Regions from separate parts of the Homo sapiens genome. Here region 1 is linked to region 2. A link is a loop called in an ENCODE intact Hi-C map of the cell type or tissue named here. Cell type or tissue: B cell. All regions are shown on one strand. Links, peaks and the distances in the headings refer to the core of each region. The heading gives the core; the rest is flanking DNA.

Evidence for each region. Peaks named below come from ENCODE experiments on the same cell type or tissue, not always from the same donor. Only the 100,000 strongest peaks of a DNase experiment are listed, where the experiment ranks them.
Region 1: it touches region 2 in a loop (11-fold over the local background); 19 of 110 quality-filtered maps call a loop at or near these places.

Annotation. Positions count from the first base shown.
Region 1 is chr6:42,898,027-42,900,942 of GRCh38, reverse strand. No RefSeq gene overlaps it. Among named protein-coding and RNA genes, the nearest start is that of PEX39, 8.7 kb to the right of the region's middle. In B cell, for the core only: a CTCF peak has its summit at 1,867 (motif pointing right); a DNase peak (open chromatin) is centred at 1,902.
Region 2 is chr6:42,725,262-42,728,177 of GRCh38, reverse strand. It overlaps the pseudogene ATP6V0CP3. Among named protein-coding and RNA genes, the nearest start is that of PRPH2, 4.1 kb to the right of the region's middle. RefSeq lists enhancers at 647-696, 1,197-1,336, 1,577-1,646. In B cell, for the core only: CTCF peaks have their summits at 1,183 and 1,389 (motif pointing right); a DNase peak (open chromatin) is centred at 1,407; H3K4me3 peaks cover 1,416 bases; H3K27ac peaks cover 1,513 bases.

The DNA.
Region 1 (2,916 bases), core at 311-2,810, 170 kb before region 2:
CAGAATGTCAATCGGCCATAAAGCCATTAAAAAGAAAAGTTCCAGCAGGAGTTGATGTAATTACAGAATAAGTGAAGGCTTATGATGGGATTGGAGGAGCTATGTATAAAGGCAATGCTAATGGCTGAAGCAATAGCGGGAGTCGCTTTAGGAGGACAAGTTAGAACATTTGGGAAAAAATGTTATAATTGTGGTCAAATCGGTCATCCGAAAAGGAGTTGCCCAGTCTTAAGTAAACAGAATATAATAAATCAAGCTGGCCGGGCACGGTGGCTCACACCCGTAATCCCAGCACTTTGGGAGGCCGAGGCTGGTAGATCACAAGGTCAGGAGGTCGAGACTATCCTGGCTAACATGGTGAAACCCCATCTCTACTAAAAATACAAAAAATTAGCCAGGCGTGGTGGCGGGTGCCTATAGTCCCAGCTACTCGGGAGGCTGAGGCAGGAGAATGGCATGAACCCAGGAGGCAGAGCTTGCAGTGAGCCGAGATCGCACCACTGCACTCCAGCCTGGGCAACAGAGCCAGACTCCGTCTCAAAAAAAAGAAAAATATAAATATAAATAAATCAAGCTATAACGGCAAAAAATAAAGAGCCACCTGGCCTGTGTCCAAAATGTGGAAAAGGAAAACATTGGGCTAATCAATGTCATTCTAAATTTGATAAAGATGGGCAACCATTGTTGGGGAAATGGGAAGAGGGGCCAGCCTCAGGCCCCGCAACAAATTGGGGCATTCCGATTCAGCCGTTTGTTCCTCAGGGTTTTCAGGGACAAAAACTCCCGCAGGAAATACCACCACTTCAGGGAGTCAGCCAATTACAACAATACAACAGCTGTCCCCTGCCACAGCAGGCAGCGCAGCAGTAGATTTGTGTTCTACTCAAATGGTTTCTTTACTCCCTGGAGAGCCCCCGCAAAAGATTCCTACAGGGGTATATGGCCCGCTGCCAGAAGGGACGGTAGGCCTTATTTTAGGGAGATCAAGTCTAAATTTGAAGGGAGTCCAAATTCATACTGGTGTAATTGATTCAGATTATAAAGGGGAAATTCAGTTAGTGATCAGCTCCACTGTTCCCTGGAGTGCCAATCCAGGTGATAGAATTGCACAATTACTGCTTTTGCCTTGTATTAAAATTGGGAAAAACAAAACGGAAAGAACAGGAGGGTTTGGAAGTACCAACCCTGCCGGAAAAGCCGCTTATTGGGCTAGTCAGGTCTCAGAGGATAGACCCGTGTGTGCAGTCACTATTCAGGGAAAGCAGTTTGAAGGATTAGTGGATACTGGGTGATGGTGCTATCATTGCCTTAAATCAATGGCCCCAAAATTGGCCTAAACAAAAGCCTGTTACAGGACTTGTCGGCGTAGGCACTGCCTCAGAAGTGTATCAAAGTGCCATGAGTTTACATTGTCTAGGACCTGATGATCAAGAAAGTACAGTTCAGCCTATGATCACTTCTATTCCAATTAATTTATGGGGCCGAGACTTGTTACAACAATGGCATGCAGCGATTACTATCCCAGCCCCCAATACAGCCCCACGAGTCAAAAAATCATAACTAAAATGGGATATCTCCCTGAAAAGGGACTAGGAAAGAATGAAGACAGCATTAAAGTCCCAATTGAGGCTGAAAAAACTCAAAAAAGAAAAGGAATAGGGTATCCTTTTTAAGAGCGGCCACTGTAGAGCCTCCAAAACCCATTCCATTAACTTGGAAAACAAAAAAACCTGTATGGGTGAATCAGTGGCTGCTACCAAAACAAAAGCTGGAGGCTTTACACTTATTAGCAAAGGAACAATTAGAAAAGGGACATATTGAGCCTTCATTTTCGCCTTGGAATTCTCCTGTGTTTGTAATTCAGAAAAAATCCGGCAGATGGCGCGTGCTGACCGACTTAAGAGCCGTTAATGCTGTAATTCAACCCATGGGGGCTCTCCAACCTGGGTTGCTCTCTCCGGTCATGATCCCCAAAGATCGGCCTTTAGTTATAATTGATCTGAAGGATTGCTTTTTTACCGTTCCTCTGGCAAAACAGGATTTTGAAAAATTTGCTTTTACTATACCAGCCATAAATAATAAAGAACCAGCCACCAGGTTTCAGTGGAAAGTGTTGCCTCAGGGAATGCTTAATGGTCCAACTATTTGCCAGACTTTTGTAGCTCAAGCTCTTCAACCAATTAGAGACAGTTTTCAGACTCTTATATCATTCATTATGTTGATGATATTTTGTGTGCTACAGAAAGGAGAGACAAATTAATTGACTGTTACACATTTCTGCAGACAGAGGTTGCAAACGCAGGACTGACGACAGCATCTGATAAGATTCAAACCTCTACTCCTTTCCATTACTTGGAAATGCAGGTGGAGGAAACGAAAATTAAACCATAAAAAATAGAAATAAGAAAAGACACATTAAAAACATTAAATGACTTTCAAAAATTGCTAGGAGATATTAATTGGATTCAGCCAACTCTAGGCATCTCTACTTATGCCATGTCAAATTTGTTCTCTATCTTAAGAGGGGATCCAGAATTGAATAGTAAAAGAACATTAACTCCAGAAGCAACTAAAGAAATTGAATTAGTTGAAGAAAAAATTCGGTCAGCACAAGTAAATAGAATAGATCACTTAGCCCCACTCCAACTTTTGATTTTTGCTACTGCACATTCTCCAACAGGCATTATTGCTCAAAATACAGATCTTGTGGAGTGGTTCTTCCTTCCTCATAGTACAATTAAGACTTTTACATTGTACTTGGATCAAATGGCTACATTAATTGGTCAGGCAAGATTACGAATAATAAAATTGTGTGAAAGTGACTCAGATAAAATCATTGTTCCTTTAAACAAGGAACAGGTTAGACAAGCCTTTATCAATTCTGGTGCATGGCAGATTGGTCTTGCTGATTTTGTG
Region 2 (2,916 bases), core at 172-2,671:
TTTATTGGACAGAGCTCCGTGCAGGGCCAAGGGCCCGGTGGCGAGGGCAGCTCCATCCAGGAGGTCTCAGCAACAGGAGCCCACAAGGCCACACTCTAGCTAAGGTTATAGACAGCTGGGAGACCAGGGCCTCTCCGCAGACGCGGGAACAGGCCAGATCTTTATAAATAAACATCCAGTGAAGAGAAATGACAACTCTAAGTCATCCGAATACACAGAGCACTCTAGGGGGTGGGGCACCGGGGGCCTGGAGGGGCGATGAGTGGACCCAGATGTCCATGGCACGGGGCGGCGTGGGGGGTGGGGTGGGGGCAAGGCCAGGGCAACAGACAACCGGCACTAGGACGCTGCGCTGCGCATGTACAAGATCAACTACTGGGGGCCGCGGTCCCGTGCGTGTGTGTCAGGCTCTTCGTTCTGGAATGAGGAGGGGTGGTTTTTACATCATATTCGGTGGCTGGTGGGCTCGGAGAGGGGCTACTCTGTGGAGAGGATGAGGGCAACGACGAGACCGTACAGGCCGAGCACCTCGGGGAAGATGAGGATCAGGATCATGCCCATGAATAGTCGGGGCTGCTGGGCCGTGGCTCGCACACCGGCGTCCCCCAAGATGTCTATGGCAAAGCCGGCTGCCAGGCCGCTCAGGCCCACGCTCAGGCCGGCGCTAGCTGGAGGCAGCTCCTGTAGAGGCTGATGTCGTCATTCGGGGAGCTGGCGATGAGGACTGTCACCACCAGGCCATAGATGGCGATGATGCCAGCCGTGACCACCGGGATGATGGACTTCATGATCAGCTCCGGCCGCATGACAGACATGGCCGCGATGCCGGCACCGGTCTTGACCGTGCCATAGGCAGCGCGCGGGGCGCTGAAGACCATGGCGGCCGAGGCTGCCATGACGGCGAAAAACGAAGCATACTCGGGGCCGTTCTTGGACTCGGACATTGTCTGCGGGTGGGGAGGGGGCAAGCTCTGCGGCCGAGGCGGAGGCGAAGACCGGGGCGAGGCCGGGCCGGGCGCGAAGGCGAGCACGCAGGCGGCGGCGAAGACGATCAGCATTAATGGTATTTCTAAAGAAGAAAAGTGAACCATCCTTGGTTCCGCTAACCTCTTCTATTATCTCTATAATAGATGTCTCGCATCTAGACTCACATCCAACATGGTCCGGAAGCAGGAAGGAGCCCTCCCTTCTCTGACAGATTAATTACTGCTTCCTTTGCAGTCCACTTTTCTCTGCTTGTTCATCGCCATATCTTGCCTTGATTCGTACTTGAAAGGTTTGGCCAGAGACATTTCTGATGTGTCTGTTCTTTTTCTCTTACTTTTCTGGGTAATTTAACGTGCTGGGGATGCGAGCACGTTAAATTTCCATCCATTGAAGCCATTCTATTTAGGGCCACCAGGGGGCATCCACAGACTTGCTATGGGCTCAGCACCGCCCTCCTCGTCGTATTTACAACCTCAAGGTCATTTGAGGAGAAAGAGGTGCCTGACTAATCGGGTTACCCTTGTAGAGCTATTTTTAAATTTTTGTTTCTGGTTTCTACATTAAATCTTTCTTCCTCTTCTTCCCTCTGATTTTCTCTTGTCTGCACGTGTGCTTCTAAGAGGCTCTCTGTGATAGCGTCACAGTCATCTACATCCTATTTCCTGCAGGACAATTGTCTTCCAATTTTTATTTTACTTTTTGTAGGAGGTATGAGTCCTCTGGTTGTCTGAACATCCTCTTTTGGAAAAAGCAAAACAAAAGGAAACAACTTCAAAAGTGGCAGCAATTCTTTTCAATGTCCTTGATGATAAAGAGTTGAAATCCTTTCATAATCCAAAGCTATTATAAGCCAACACTGGCTGTTAGAAGAGTGATCACTTTGGGTAATATTGTTTTTGACCCAAAATGCTGTGTGACTATAGTATAACAAGAATGTTTCCCCATATGGCTCAGGACCTGGCTTTTGAAATCACTCCCATTTGGAGTCCAGACTTGAGCTGAGCAATGGAATAAGTGCTTTGTTTTCCAAGGTGATTGTTGGATGGGAAAACTCATGTCTTGTTGCTTAGTTCTTACACCTCCTCTGCCTGTGGAGACTATTCCTCTGATTTACATAATGATTTGGAGACCTTGAAGAGGAGTGTGTGGGTAGTGAGTCTAGTGTAGGGGAATCAATGCACATAAGGGAAGAAAGGAGATTCTGGATTAGAGTTTTGACCCACTTGCCACCAAGAGCTCACAGGCTTCATATTCTAATCATGAAACCCTTTTTGGTATTAGGTGGACAGGAATTTGATGACAAGATTGGTTTGTTCTTTTTTTTTTTTTTTGAGATGGAGTCTTGCTCTGTCGCCCAGGCTGGAGTACAGTGGTGTGATCTCAGCTCACTGCAACCTCTGCTTCCTGGGTTCAAGTGGTTCTTATGCCTCAGCCAGCCTCTGGGAGTATAGCTGGGGTTACAGGTGCCTGCCACCATGCCCAGCTATTTTTTTTTTTTTTGTATTTTTAGTAGAGATGGGGCTTCACCATGTTGGCCAGGCTTGTCTTGAACTCCTGACTTCAAGTGGTCCACTTGCCTTGGCCTCCCAAAGTGCTGGAATTACAGGCATGAACCACCACACATGGCCTTGGTTTGTTCTTAAAAGCCCTTGTACTTATGCACAGGCTGTTCTGAGAAGTAAGATTATTGGATCTTTGGGAATTTTAATGCATTTTAAATTTTAGGGTGGGTGAGGTGGCTCACACCTGTAATCTCAGCAATTTGGGAGGTTGAGGCAGAAGGATTGCTTGAGCCCAAGGAGTTTGAGACTAACCTAGGCAACACAGCAAGACTCCGTCGCTAAAATTTTTTTTTGAAAATTGTAATAGGTATAGCTAAATTGCCCTTCCAAAGGGCTGTAAAACTTTACACTCTAAAGAAAACAAACA